Linked DNA regions of Mus musculus: region 1 is linked to region 2. Evidence: chromatin loops called from intact Hi-C (ENCODE). Cell type or tissue: left cerebral cortex. All regions are shown on one strand.

Region 1 (8,000 bases), 160 kb after region 2:
GACAGAAGCAGGCAGATTTCTGAATTCGGGGCCAGCCTGTTCTACAGAATGAGTTCCAGGACAGCCAGGGCTACACAGAGAAACCCTGTCTGGAAAAACCAAAATTAAAAAAATAAAAATAGAGTACCGACTGTTCTTCCAGAGGTCCTGAGTTCAATTCCCAGCAACCACATGGTGGCTCACAACCATCCATAATGGGATCTGATGCCTTCTTCTGGTGTGTCTGAAGACAGGTACAGTGTGCTCATCATATATATAAAATAAATAAATAAAATCTAAACAACAACAACAAAAAGAATCATCTACTGTGGAGGCTCCCGATGTTTGGGGTTCACAGATCAATCGCTTAGAACTCGGGAAAAACTCACATAAGTGCGAAGGCACATACGATTATTTTTTAGGGAGTGAAAGGGGATTGAGACAGGGAGTCACGTAGCCCAGGCTAGCCTCAAATGTGCATGACTTTGAACTCCTAATCCTCCTGCCTCCACCTCCCACTGTGATCACAAGCATGTTCCAGTTTTTGTGGAGCTGTTTTATCTGGCGTGAAATGAGACTTGTAAGGCATTTACAGACTTCAGGAAGCTCCTGAAATTTACAAGATTCACAAGACACCACCCTCCCCTCGTCAGTGTTATAGAACAGCAATAGCTGCTGGCAAGTGGAGGCTTTCCACGTAGCCCAGCTGCCCATCAGTCTTGCAGGAGCTGCAGGGATGCATAGGGGTCTTTATCTGTGCTGTGATGGACCTTTCAGAGCTACAGTTGCCTCAGAGTCATCTGTGCTCTCAAGTCACCTCTCTCCCATACTCCTGGGAACAGCCTCAATAAAGTCACCGCTTCACCAGGCTAGACTTGAGTGGAATCCTGTCTTTGGTCTGTCTTGGTGCTCTAACTAGGATGTGGAGAGGTTTAGGCGTGTCTCTTAGAAAAAAGAAAAAAAAATTGGGGCTGGCGAGATAGCTAAGCAAGTAAGAGCACTGACTGTTCTTCCAAAGGTCCTGAGTTCAAATCCCAGCAACCACATGGTGGCTCAGAACCATCTGCAATGGGGTCTAATGCCCTCTTCAGGTGTATCTGAAGTCAGCTACAGTGTATTTATATATAATAAATAAATCTTTTTTAAAAAATCACACTGCATGATACTACAACTGGTTCCTAACTTGCAACTCAGTTTTTTCTTGTTGTTTGTTTTTGGTTTGGGTTTTAGTATGGAATAGAGTCTATTTAGGGCATGGGGAGGGGAGTTGAGGAGGGAATAGAGAGAAAGAGAAAGTCAGAGAGATAGAAAGAGAGAAAGAGAGAGAGGGAGGAAGGGAGGGAGAGAGAAGAGAAGAGAAGAGAAGAGAAGAGAAGAGAAGAGAAGAGAAGAGAAGAGAAGAGAAGAGAAGAGAAGAGAAGAGAAGAGGGTAGAGGCTGACTAGGAACATGTGGGGGAGGGGGGAGGGGGAGAGAAGGGACAGAGAGGGTAAGAGAGTAGGAGAGTAAGAAAGTAAGAGAGTAAGGATCTCATACTCTGCCAGGTAGTGGTGGTGCACACCTTTAATCCCAGCACTAAGGAGACAGAGGCAGGCGGATTTCTGAGTTCGAGGCCAACCTGATGTACAGAGTAAGTTCCAGGACAGCCAGAGCTACACAGAGAAACCCTGTCTCAAAAAACTAAACAAACAAACAAAAAAAGATTTATTTATTTTATATATGTGAATATACTGTTGCACCCTTCAGGCACACCAGAAGAGGGCATTAGATCCCATTACAGATGGTTGTGAGCCACCATGTGGTTGCTGGGGATTGAACTCAGGACCCCTAGAAGAGCAGTCAGTGCTCTTAACTGCTGAGCCATCTCTCCAGCCCCTGTTTTGCTGTTATTTTAAGACAGGGTTTCTCTGTGTATTCCTGGCTGGCCTGGAACTGGATCTGTAGAAGAAAGAGGCTAGCCTTGAGAACTCACAGAGATCTGCCTGCTTCTGCCTCCAGAGAGCTGAGATCAAAGACATACTCTGAGATGCCTGGTGAAATTCCTTAAATTGCCTTGGTTGTGATGTTTTGTCACAGCAGTAGAAAAGTAACTAATCTCTTAAAAATGGAGCTATAGGGCCAGAGAGCTGGCTCAAAGGTCAAGAGCACTGACTGCTCCTCCAGAGGTCCTGAATTCAATTGCCAGCAACCACATGGTGGCTCACAACCATCTGCAATGGGGTCTGATGCCCTCTTCTGGCGTGTCCAAAGAGAGAAATGGTGTATTCCTATACATTAAAAAAATAAACCGAGAGAGAGAGAGAGAGACTGTAAACAAGTCCAGAAATTGTTTATTGCATTTCAAGTGAATGTGATGTGAGTCCCTTCCTGGCATGTGAAGTCACTGGAGGATATGAAGATTGGTTTTTTTTCTTCAGATGGTCTAATGCTGGAAGTGAACATTTGAATAGGAAATGATTATGGTGGAACTCGCCTGTAATTCCTGCATTGGAGAGGCTAAGATGGGGGAGGGAGGGTCTCAAGTTCAAGACCAACCTGGGTACATCGTGAGACTTGCAGATAGATGAGTGGATAGATGGAATGATGGATGGGGGAGATGGATGGATGGATGGATAGGTGGATGGATGGATGGATGGAATGATGGATGGATGGAATGATGGATGGATGGAATGATGGATGGGTGGAATGATGGATGGATGGATGGATGGATGGATGGATGGATGGATGGAATGATGGATTAATGGATGGAATGATGGATGGGGGAGATGGATGGATGGATGGATAGGTGGATGGATGGATGGATGGATGGAATGATGGATGGATGGAATGATGGATGGGTGGAATGCTGGATGGATGGAATGCTGGATGGATGGATGGAATGATGGATTGATGGATGGGTATATGGGTGAATGGGTGGATGGATGGATTGATAGATGAAATGATGGATGGATGGATGGATGGATGGATGGATGGATGGATGGATGGGAGAGATGGCTCAGTGGGTAGAAGTCCTTTCCAAGCAGGTTTAACAACCTGAATTTAACTCTCAGAACCCACAAACCCACACAAAAGCCTAGAGTGACCCACAGTCACCCCAGCATTCCTAGGGTGATGAGATGGGTAGCTGAGAAGGAATAGTCTGGAAGCCCTCAGGCGACACAGGCTGGAGCATTCATGGTGCAGGAACAGCATAAGGAGAGACCCTGCCTCAAAACAAAGTGGAAGAGAACTGATCCCCCCCCCTACATATGTATTGTAAGTTCACACACACACACTAAATAAATTTTTAAAAAAGTAATTGGGAGCTGAAGAGATGGCTCAGCGGGTAAGAGCACTGACTACTCTTCCAGAGGTCCTGAGTTCAATTCCCAGAAGCCACATGGTGGCTCACAACCATCCGTAATGAGATCTGATGCCCTCTTCTGGTGTGTCTAAAGATAGCTACAGTGAACTCATACACATAAAATAAATATGTAATTTTTTTTAAAAACCCCAAGTAATTGAAGAGAAATAATCCTTTAATAAAAAGTAATAGGTTGAGGGGCTGGAGAGGTGGCTCAGCAGTTACGACACCTGTAGTTCTTACAAAGGACCCACATGGTCCTCGGGGACTCACAACCATCCATAACTCCAGATCCAGGGGATCCAACGCCCTCTGCTGACCTCTAAGGGCACCAGGCTCACACATGGTGCACAAACATACATGTAAGCAAAACCGTGCAGAGCAGGCAGCCCTGGAACTCACATGGATCTGCCTACTTCAGTCTTCTACATGGATGGGAAGATGGGTGAATGGGTAGGTAGATGGTTGGATGATTTTGTTTTTAAGAGAAAGAAAGAGCCAGGCAGTGGTGGCGCACGCCTTAATCCCAGCACTTGAGAGGCAAAGATAGTCGGATTTCTGAGTTCGAGGCCAGCCTGGTCTACTGAATGAGTTCCGGGACAGCCAGGGCTACACAGAGAAACCATGTCTGGAAACAAAACAAAACAAAAAGAAAAGAAAGAAAGAAAAAGAGAGGGGAAAGGGGGAGGGAGAGAGGTGGGGAAGGGGGAGAGGGAGAGAAAGTGTGTTGAAATCAGTTTCCTCTGGGTGGGCACAGCTAACACAGCTGTCAACAGACCTTCACACAATCACCTGCTGCTGACACAAAGCCTAATGTCTTTGCAACTGCCTCACCCTCCTGTTAGACTGTGCGGCAGTCCTTAGAATGGATAGAAAGGATTCATGTGGCTGCCCTGGGACAACTGCGGGCTTTGTGGGTGGTTTGGCTGTACCCCTGCTTTCTTAAGTCTTAAGTAATGCCCCATCTAATTCACTTCCACCCTTGGCCAAAGCTTAAAATGTAAACCCCTCCCACTCTGAAATCCACCGTAGGTGAGAGGTTCAGGGCTTCCCATCTTCCCACCTTTATCAAGGGGTGCTGCTTCCCCTTGCTCTACTCCCTGATTGCCCATCCAACACATGCTGTGGCAAGAAGACATCAGATGAAGTTGGGAGAACCTGGCCTCCCCTAGCCCCGGATTATCTGTTCATTTGCGAACAGCCTAGGTAGGGCTTACCGGGTCCTCCCCACTGCCGCCACCATCAATCTCTGTGCTTTGAACTCAGATCTCCACGTGAAGAGAGCAGTCACAGGGCAGCTCAGACCTTGGGTCCTTGGTGGTTCTGCTTCAAGGGCATTTGGAGAGTCCTAAGCACGCAAGGTTCTGAGTCCGTTCCTCTTCCCAAAATCGCTCTGATTCTACACATCGAAGGGGTCTAGACAGGGCTCTTGTATCACCGAGTCCACTCATCCGGTCCGATGTGGAGCCTGACAGCTGGACATGAGGCCAGGTCCCTGCAGACTTGGGTTTCAGTATTGCTGCTGCTCCTCAGAGGACCAGGAGCTTCCAGGGACCAGGAGGAACTGGGTGTCATTGCGTTTTCAGATCGGTGGGCCTGGCCTTCTTGCCATGTTCCCTATTTTGGTCAGGACCACAGAATGTTGACATGTGGATAAATACCGAAATAATGGTAATGCATTGCATTGTCATAAATAAATAAATAAATAAATAAATAAATAAATAAATAAATAAATAAATAAAAGGTATATGTAGTCCAGGATGACCTTGAATGTAATGTGTGATAGTCGCCTGCTATAACGTCCACAAACCCGTGGCTTCTCTAACTTTTAGTGTACCCTGAACCCCCCTAGTGGGAATCTTGTTAAAATGCAGACTCTGTTTCAACTCTCTCGAGGAGGGGCTTAAAATCCTGTCATCCTATAGGCTCCCAAGTAGTGCTTCCGGCTAAGCCTTGCCAGGTGATAAAACTTACCCAGGAGCTCACATTGCAAAACACTCAGAGTCCTTTTGGGGAGCACAGCTGTCCAAGGTCAAGTTGAAATTCCAGGGACTCTGACTTTGTCCACTTTCCACAAACGTGCTTGCTCAAAATAGTGCCACAGACAACACCAAGCCATTTTGCAAAGATATTTATAGCCACACAAACTAGAACCATCCCAAATACCCCCATGCTAGGGAAAGTTAAATAAAGTACAGCCTGAGTCCAGCATGATGGTGTGTGCCTTTTATTCCAGAATCCAGAAGACAGAGGCAAACAGATCTCTGTGAGTTGGGAGGCAAGCCTGGTATCCCAGACCTTATCTCAAAATACCATGCACCCCCCCCCAAAATGTAGTAGGACCAAAAATAATAATGGTTAAAGATATATGACCATTCATATACGCTGAAAAAGATCAGGTAAATTTCATTTAACATAAGTGGTCTATTTTATAAATTTATGGAATTATTTTCCTCAAAATTACTCAGTAGTTTTGTTGAAATTAAAAGCCCCATTTTGGGCTGGTGAGATGGCTCAGTGGGTAAGAGCACCCGACTGCTCTTCCGAAGGTCTGAAGTTCAAATCCCAGCAACCACATGGTGGCTCACAACCATCTGTAACAAGATCTGACGCCCTCTTCTGGAGTGTCTGAAGACAGCTACAGTGTACTTACATATAATAAATAAATAAATAAATCTTAAAAAAAAAAAAGCCCCATTTTAGGCAAGCTTGCTGGTTTTACTATGTAGTCCTATTTGTCATGGAACTTGCTATATAGACCGCTAGCTTTAAACTCAGAATTGGCCTGCCACTGCCTTCTGAGTGCTGGGATTCAAGGCTTGCACTGCTAAGCCCATTCCAACATTGAACTCTTGAGCCTTCTGCCACCTCCCAAGTACTGGAATCACAGGCATGAATGTCTAGCTAATTTAGAACTTTTTTTTTTTTTACTTTCAATTCCTTTAATAAGGTGTTCTGAGGAACCAGGTAAATAACAAGCAGCGGATGAGTAATGCTTCTTAGGCCCTGCTCGGTAAGCCATTAGTCATCTTCTGGTAACTGGATCTTGCTGGGATAGAAGTAGTTGGATTCCATGATGGGAAGGCCATTGACTTCTCGGTATTTCACAAGTCTCTCTCAGCTTCCCGGCGGGCCCACTCTTGCATCCTATAATCAGGCACATAAGCCACGAAGGTGGTCCCAAAGACCAGGACGATGGAAAAACCAAAGAAGAAGACAGCTCGCATATTCCAGATGTCCACCACAGGGTCACTATCATAACCATGAAAGTCAGGGTTCTTTGCGTAGACGTTTTCGTCCTCGGGTTCTGGGTCCTCCTGCCACTGCATGGTCGGTTCTCGTTGCCGCTTTTTCTCCACACCGGATAGGGCGATTACAGCCCTGGAGGACTCCCAGCGAACGAGGGCAGCCTGGAGCCCTCTCATCACCCCCGCTGCTGACAGGCATCGACCATACAAGCTTAACAGCCTGGCCGCCATGACAGCTTGTACTGCGGAGGCCTGGGGGGCGGGCAATTTAGAACTTTTTAACTATATCATATACAGACCCAACTTCCATGGTCCTTCTGTTTTGGCTCGGGCCATAAAGAAATTCTTTGACTCACCTAGTGGCTAGATCTTCCAGCCTTCTTCACTCTAGAGGAGTCTGGCATTATGCCCCTGGAGGAACAATGTCCCAGGGCCAAGAAACATCTGGACAGACATCAGCAAGTTGGTGACTAGCCTGGACTATATAGGACCATGTCTCAAAGAAGAAAAGAAAAAAAAATCACACTGGTAGATTGTTATAAACTAAATCTCGGTGTTTACTCAGATGTGACTGTTCCTTTCCACTGGTGTCCTCTTCTGTTCCAGGTGCAGACATGACATCAGGTATCATGTCCTTTCTGGTCTGTGAAAGCATTCTTTCCTTATTCATCCTGGCCATGACACCTTTGAAGATATATATGGGTATCTGAATAACACCTTTATCAAAAAGTATTCATGTGGCATAAAAATAATTCTGCCTTTAAGGCAGGGGTTTTGTTGGTTTGGTTTGGTTTGGTTTGGTTTTTCAAGACAGGGTTTCTTTGTGTAGCCCTGTCTGTCCTGGAACTCACTATGGCTGGCCTCAAACTCACAGAAATCCACCTGCCTCTGCCTCCTGGAAATTAAAAGTGTGCACTACCACCACCGCCACCACCACCACTACCACCACCACCCTGCCTTAAGGTAGGTTTTTTTTTTCTTTTTTCTTTTTTTTTAATGTACATTGGTGATTTGACTGCAGGTGTGTCTGTATGAGGTTGGGTGTCAGATGCCTTGTAGCAGGAGTCACAGACATTTGTGAGCTACCATGTGGGTGCTAGGAATTGAACCCAGAAGGTAGTTGTTTTTGTTTTTTGTTTTTTGAGACAGGGTTTCTCTGTATAGCCCTGGCTGTCCTGGAACTCGCTTTGTAGACCAGGCTGGCCTCGAACTCAGAAATCTGCCTGCCTCTGCCTCCCGAGTGCTGGGATTAAAGGCATTCGCCACCATGCCCGGCTTAGAAGGTAGTTGGGGTTTTTGTTTGTTTGGTTGGTTTGGTTTTGGTTTTTTGTTTGTTTGTTTTTGTTTTGTTTTTGTTTGTTTGTTTGTTTGTTTTGAGACAGGGTTTCTCTGTATAGCCCTGGCTGTCCTGGAACTCACTCTGTAGACCAG
Region 2 (8,000 bases):
AGAGATAACACACACGATACAAGGTGTTTTGTATCTTCTTTATCACAATGCTTTCAAGGGTTATTTACCCAATAGCATGAACAAGTATTTATATATAACTCACAACTCCTTGTTACCTTCAAACCCCACTGTATGGGTTGACTATGTTTCACTTATCTGTTAGCTAGAGAATATGAGTTGCTTCCTGTTTTCTAGCTATTTTAAACAGTGTGTGTAGCCCAACTTTGGCTATTTTGTGTTCTTTCTTCCACCCTTCTCCACCCTTTTTTTTTTTTTTCCACCCTTTCAACCCCCTAAGACTTGACAGGAGGGAAGAAAGGGTAGAGGGGAAAGGGGGCGATGTCATTGTTAGACTACTTCCTGCTCATTAGGAACATCTGAGTTCCTTGGGGCAAGTTTGATCAGGATATCTAATTTCTTCTTCTTTGCATAGGACTACTTAACCAGCTAGACCAACAGCAACCAACAACAACCACCCAACAACCGACAACAACTCCACGGCTCAGAGCGCTAACATTTATATATCCTCTAAAAAGCCCCCACAATTCCACGCTACCCAAGCACAGGATCGAGCTACAGCTTGCAGAACCAGGCTCCTGCTGGAGTTCAAGGCAAATCACAATCAGCTGCTGTGGTGGGCACTTGGGATTATAACAAAAACAAGCATTTCCGGGCTGGAGACTGGCTCAGCGGTTAAGAGCACTGCCTGCTCTTCCAAAAAGTCCTGAGTTCAAATCCCAGGCTCACAACCATCCATAATGAGATCTGATGCCCTCTTCTGGAGCGTCTGGAGACAGCTACAGTGTACTTACATATAATAAATAAATAAATCTTAAAAAAAAAAAAAAAAAAACCCAAGCATTTCCAAAGAAACCAAAGCTCTCACTACAGCTATGTATGAACTTTTGGATGATATATTTGCAACAATCATAATATCAAATGAGGAATGGATTTTCTGAGTTCTATGTTAACTCTATGTTTACCTTTTTGAGAAACTGCCGAACTGTTTTTGGACAGCAGTTACACCATCTTACAGTTGTATGGTATTTCCAATTTCTCCATAGTCTCCTTAAGATATTACCCATATTCTCGTTATCCCCATCCTGGTGAGTATGAGGGAGTATGGCACTGTGATTTTAACTACACTGTGGCTGTTCAGCATGCTGGGCCTTTAAGAGTTCCTCTATGTGTGCAAGTGTTTTGGATCTACGGATAGATGTGCACCATGTGTGTGCGGTGCCTGCGGAGGTCAGAAGCGGCATCGGGTACCCTGGAAGTGCAGTTACCACGCATGTGTGAGTGCTGGGAACTGAACCCAGGTCCTCTGCAAGAGCACGTGGAGCTTTTAACCGATGTCCTGAATGTGTTCACCAGCTTCTCTATCAATCATATGTATTTAATTTAAGGACCATTCACTTAGACCCTCTGCCCTGTTCTCAGTACACTATCTGTGTATTTATGACTGTGTTTTATCGCTCCGTTTTCTATATCCCAGACACCAGCTTATGAGAGGATGTGCAACCACTTCCTTCCATCCTGTGGCTTCTCTTCTTATAGTCTTGACTACGTATTATGAAATAGGAGTTTTAATAGTGATATCTAATTTATCATTTATAATCTGTTTTTACTTTTATGTGGGGGAGGGACAGAGTTTCACATATGTAGTCTAAGCTGCATACTGAGAGCCTGTCTTTTTTTTTTTCTGTTTTGTTTTTTGAGACAGGGTTTCTCTGTGTAGCCCTGATTGTCCTGGAACTCACTCTGTAGACCAGGCTGACCACAAACTCAAGAGATCCACCTGCCTCTGCCTCCCAAGTGCTTAGAATAAAGAAATGAGACATCACCACCCAGCTGGGAGCCTGTCCCTAAAATAATAATAATAATAATAATAATATGAAATAAATCAGAGCAGACAAATTTTAAGATTCAAGCCCTCAGCAACCAAAAAAAAAAAAAATTAGCCAGAGGCAATTAACATACACTCTTACCTTATATTTAAGAGAAAATAGTTATAGTTTTTCCTCTTTTGATTTGGTTTCTAATAGGTTTGTGTGTATGCAGATGCCACACATGTGCCAGTCAGAGGATAATCTCAAGGGGGCATCTCAGGAACACTATCTACCTCCTTTGAGACATGCTGTCTCACCAGCCTACAGCTCATCAAACAGGCTGGACTGGCTGCCCATAAACCCGGGCATCTTCTGTCTCTGCCTGTCCAGTTGGGATCCCAGACATGGACCAGTAACAGCCTTGAGTTCTAGGGACCAAACTCAGGTCTTGAGGTCTCTGCGGTATGCATCCGACAAACCGAGCTATACTCCTAGCCTCCCCAAACGCTGGTTTGTTCAGACAGGGTCTTGCTGTTCCACTATATAGTCCTAGAGCTCACTGTGTAAAACAGACTGGCCCTGAACGTGTGGCAATCTCCATGCTTTTGCTTGCTTCGGGCTGCAGGTATGCAACACCACACCCAGCTAAATAGTAAAGGGTAGGCCAATACCAAAAGACAATACGTGAGATGTCTGATTCTACTGGAGTTAGGCAAGTTACTGCAGTTTAAGAAATTGCTTTTTGCCAGCCGATGGTAGTGCACGCCTTAAATCCTAGCACTTGAGAGGCAGAGGCTGGTGGATCTCTGAGTTCAGGACAGCCAGAGCTACAAAAAGAAACTCTCATTCGAAAAACAAGACAAAACAAAACAAAAAATTGCTTTTTATCTGTTTTAAGCTTTACCAAGCCGGAGGCCTGTGACTTTAAACAAGTGACTTCTCCTTTCATACACACACACAGATATATGTGTATACACACACACATATACATACATACATATACACATACATATATACACATATATGTGTATCCATACATACACAGATATATGTGTACACACACACACACACACACACACACACACGGGTTTTTGTGTTTTTTTTTCTTTAAAGAGATTTGTGTCTGTTTAAACGTCTCCACGGGCGTGTGAACTTACACAGTAGTAAATTCTGGATCTCAACTCCAGTCCTTATGATGGCCAGTGCCTTTAAACCACTGAGCCATCTCTCCAGCCCCTGACTCCGCCCCTTTGAGCTTCAGGGACACAAGTTAACAATACTGCTGTGACAGTTTCCTGGCACAGCACACATACAAGATAGTACCTTTCAGGCACATGGTCAGCACCTACCTGGCCTGTAGAACCTCTATATGACACCGTCATCTGGCACCCATCACCCAGATGTCATTGTGCCCAGCAATGAGTGTGATTTAGCCTCCCCTTCCTCTATACACTGACTTGGGGTTTTATGAAAAATATATCTGCTTAGGAGGTAAACAGATCACAGAGCCAACCATTCCCCCTTCCTAACTGGGCAAGCATTGGCTCCACTCTGGCCCTGTTTCCCCTTTTACAGTAAAGACAATGTGCTTAATCTGGCTCCACTTAAAAGAGCAATTAGCAGAGGTGAGGGTTTTCTTAAAATCCAGAGTCTTTTCCCTATCCCAATTAGAGTCTGCATTTCATTTTTACTTTTCTTTTTTGTTTTTTTTTTTTTTTTTTTTTTTTGGTTTTTTTTTGAGACAAGGTCTAATATAACCCAGGACAGCCTCGAGCTTACTATGTAGGCAAGAATAACCCTCAAGTCCTGATCCCCCTGCCTCCACTCTCTAAACGCTGGGCTTAAATAGGGATGCCTCCCCTGGCTACAACGTGCATTTTAACAAGATGCCCAATTAATTCTCCCAGTTGACATTTATAAAGTCCTAAAGAAAAGCGGGTGGCGAGGCCAAACCTGGTAATGTCACCTACAGAAAGTGACAGTAGCGATTATCACTATGCCTCAGCAAATAGTCTATCCTTGCGACCGAGGCAGTTTCACTAAGGCCTATATCATGGTTGCACAGGCCCGCGATTCCCGCACTCAGAAAGATGAAGCAGGAGGATCACGAGTTCGAAGCCAGCTTAGGGGCTGCGTTAAAAACAAACAAACAAAAAACTTTAAAATGCAAAGTTAATGCTTCCGAAAATGAAAATTAATCCCACGTAAAGAAAAAATGCTTAAAGGGGCGTGTGGCACGCAGCAAAGACCCCCTCTAGGACACTGCTTGGCAGCGACCCCGAGCCTCGTCCGCAGGCCTCCCCGCCACACTCACGCTCTCCAGGACGTCGTAATTAGCCTTGATCTCCGCCTCGATCTCCTCCTTGCGTCGCATCAGATCCTGGATGTCGCTGACCGCGGCCGCACGGGCCTCGGAGGACTCTGCCCGGTGCGGAACGTCTTCACCCGACATCGCGGACCTCAAGCTAGAGTTCTGGGTTTCCCGGCTACGGACGCCAGCCGAGGCTGAGGCTACGGGTCCTCCCCGGGGCCAAAACAGCTCAGCCAACGCGCAAGTACGGAAACAGATGAAGGGTGGAGCTTGGAAGTGGGCGGGGTCACCGGCTAGATAGACCACGTGGTTTTCAGATGACCCGGTAGAGATAAATAGGCCCATAGAGGACATAGGTATTTACTCCCACTTTATCCTGACTCATTTCCACTTTTCTTGTTCATTCCTTTCTTTTTCATTCTGTCCCCGTCCCTCCATCCGTCCGTTTCCCCACCCCCCCACCCCACCCCGTTTTTCAAGACAGGGTTTCTCTGTGTATCCCTGGCTGTCCTGGAACTCACTCTGTAGACCAGGCTGGCCTCAAACTCAGAAATCCTCCTGCCTCTGCTCCCAAGTGCTGGGATTAAAGCCACCACATCTGGCTTACACTTTTTTTCATTCACTCATCTGAAGGCTGAGTAAACTGGATACCAGCTGTATAAATGTAAGAGGATCCAGTCTTGCCAACCTTGACACTTCAGTTCTTAACATCTACGAAGCCCCTGAGTGTTTGAAAGAGGCTTTCAAGCGATTTGTTTTTTGTTTTCTGTTTCTTTTCTTTTTCTTTTTCCAGACAAGATTTACTGCATCTCAGGCAGGCCTCTAACTCATTGTGTAGATGAAGGCGACCTTGAAGCTCTCCCCAAGTTTTTAGAATATTCTATTTCTTATTGTCATGATCACAGACACCCTCTAACCCCCCACTCCCATTCTATCCATTTCGCACCTCCCTCAACCTATCCTCATCAAAACTTCAAGACCTTTTTTTTTTTCCTTCTTTATAACCTAGTGTGCCCAGTGCCTTTGAGCATCTGATACTCCATCTGCTCCCTCCACAGGCAGGGATTACAGGCATGTACCACCAGGTATGGTTTATGAAATATTGGGGATCAGGAACACTCTACCAACTCAGCTATATCCCCAGCCACTTTCGGGCTGGGGATCCTCATGGTACAACCTATGTTCAAAGTTGGACCATTAACACCGACTATATATATTCCATGTGACCTTAAATAATTTCACCTTCTGCTCTCTGACCTTATTGTGTGACACTAACAGTAATATCTCTCGCTCTTTTTTTTCATTTTTATTTACTAATTTATTCCCTTTGGATCCTGATCAGAGTACACACACCCTAGCAACGTGTCTCTTAAGGGTGTCCAAGTATTTATTGACTTTCACCTCTGTCACGAGGTGCTGGTGTAACAGGCCCCCAGACCTTAGTACAACCGACTCCATAAAGAAAGTACCACTCAGGCTGGAAAACACAGCACACAGACAGCACCACCTGCCAAAACTAAAACAAAGCCGGAAGCCATCCAAGTCCACAGCTGTGGGAAAGTCTCTCCATGCACGAACCTTGCTTTTTGGCTTCAGTGGTTGTGCTCCTGGCTAATTGCTCTTGTGAACTAAGGTATATCACCCCAGGACCCGGTTTTTGTGCTCAAAAAGCTTACCCTGAAAAAGGCTCAGTGCTCCACTGGGGTCCCAAACACTTAGTGTTGTACTGGCTCACTAATAAAGACTATCAGATTAAAACTCTATCTGAGCAGTCTCCTCTCATGAATTCCCCACAAGACTGAAGTGGTAAAGAATATGAAACTGTGTCAGGCCTCTATAAATGTAGGTAAACATAGAAACTGGGGTGTGGGGTAGAGAGATGGTTCAGAGGTTAAGAACATACTTAAAGCTCTTGCAGAGGGCCTGGGTTCCCAGTACTTACATGGAAGCTTACAACTGTCTGTTACTCTAGCTCCAGGGTCTCCAATGCCCTCACCTGACCTCCACAACCATCCAGCACGCACTTAGGACACATACGTATATGCAGGCAAAACACTTGCACACTGTCTTAGTTAAGGTTCTATTGCTGTGATAAAATAGCATGGCTGTGTTAGTCAAGGTTTCTATTCCTGCGCAAACATCATGACCAACAAGCAAAGTGGGGAGGAAAGGGTTTATTTAGCTTACACTTCCACAACAATGTTCATCACCAAAGTCAGGACTGGACCTCAAGCAGGTCAGGAAGCAGGAGCTGATGCAGAGGCCATGCAGGGATGTTCTTTACTGGCTTGCTTCCCCTGGCTTGCTCAGCTTGCTTTCTTATAGAACTAAGACTACCAGCCCAGAGCTGGCACCACCCACAAGGGGCCTTTCCCCTTGATCACTAATTGAGAAAATGCCTTACAGCTGGATCTCATGGCGGCACTTCTCCAGCTGAAGCTCCTTTCTCGGTGATAAATCCAGCCCGGGTCAAGGTGACACAAAACCAGCCAGTACAAAGGCCAAAGCAATGTAGGAAGGAAAAGCTTCATCTGGCTTACGTTTCCTTATATAACTGTTCATCATTTAAGGAAATCAGGACAAGAATTCAAACAGTGCAGGAGCCTGGAGGCAGGAGCCAATGGAGGTGTGCTGCTTACTGACTTGCTCCTTGTGTCTTACTCAGCCTATTTTCTTATAGAACTCAGGACCACCAGCCCAAAATGGGTAGAACACACTCCCATCAATAACTAATTAAGGCAATGCCCTACAGGTGGAACTTAAGGAGGCATTTTTTCAATTGAGTTTCCATCTTCCTTTAGACAACTCTAGGTTGCATCAAGTTGACATAAAACTAGCCAACTCACATACATATGATAAAAATAAAAATTTTTAAATAGTAATAAGGAGGCTGGAGAGATGGCTCAGCAGTTAAGGGCACTGACTGCTCTTCCCAGGTTCAACTCTCAACATCTGCATGGCGGCTCACAACTGTCTGCAACTCCACCCTCTGACACCGTCACACAGACACACACTCAGGCAAAACACTGATGCACAGGAAGTATAAAGTAAGTTCTTTGGGTTTTTCTGGTTGGTTGGTTGGTTGGTTTTGATTTTTCAAGACAGGGTTTCTCTTTATTTTGTTTTTTAAAAAAGCATGTTTTTAAAAAAAATAGTAATAAGGAATGAGAGTTTTACTCAGCGGTGAGGCACATGAAGATATAATGTAAAACCTGAATGAGACAGAGAATCTCAAATACAGTTCTACATGCCTATATGTGATAGTTCAACAACCCAAAGAAACCATATGTATTGGTGCCCATATTTGACAGCTAAGAAAACCATTTAAGAGGACCATGGTGGCACATGCCTTTACTCCCAGCACTAGGGACACAGAGGCAGGCTGATCCCTGAGTTCAAGGCCAGCCTGGTCTACAGAGTGAGTTCCAGGACAGCCAGGGGCTACACAGAGAAACCAGTCTTGAAAAAAAAACTAAAACAGAAAGAAAGGAAGGAAGAGAAAGAGATGAAGAAAGAAAACCTTTTCAATAACTGATTTGTTTAACTGACAAAATGTGAAAAACCCAAATTTCTACCCAGTTTAATCCAGTATCTTATATATATTTACTGAAGATGCATCAACCTACATAGTATTCAAACGTGTTTGCCCCAAGTCTAGTCATGGAGAAACAGGCAAATCCAAACTGAGACGCATCCTTCAAAACAACAGGCCTGTCTTCCAAAAGGTCAGTATTGTGAAACACACGCAGCATAGGTGGGGTCAGTTAGGCAAGGGCCTTAGATTAAGAAAGAAAACAACGCCACATCAGCTGAGTCCAGGGTGTATCCTTTGATGGGGTCTCGTTCCATTTCTCCACCAA

The links. A loop is a pair of places that touch in the nucleus more often than their neighbours do. Peaks named below come from ENCODE experiments on the same cell type or tissue, not always from the same donor. Only the 100,000 strongest peaks of a DNase experiment are listed, where the experiment ranks them.
Region 1: a loop joins it to region 2, with 2.3 times the contacts of the local background. A loop is called at or near these places in 2 of 42 quality-filtered maps.

What each region holds. Positions count from the first base shown.
Region 1 is chr5:123,065,042-123,073,041 of GRCm38, reverse strand. It overlaps the pseudogene Gm6444. Among named protein-coding and RNA genes, the nearest start is that of Tmem120b, 7.2 kb to the left of the region's middle. In left cerebral cortex, CTCF peaks have their summits at 3,411 (motif pointing left) and 5,171; a DNase peak (open chromatin) is centred at 5,230.
Region 2 is chr5:123,224,588-123,232,587 of GRCm38, reverse strand. It overlaps Psmd9 (proteasome (prosome, macropain) 26S subunit, non-ATPase, 9), which reads right to left and starts at 4,398. Exons shown (of 6, transcript NM_026000.2): 1 at 4,144-4,398. The coding sequence starts at 4,281. In left cerebral cortex, no CTCF peak of the experiment used is centred here; a DNase peak (open chromatin) is centred at 4,369; H3K4me3 peaks cover 1,527 bases; H3K27ac peaks cover 622 bases.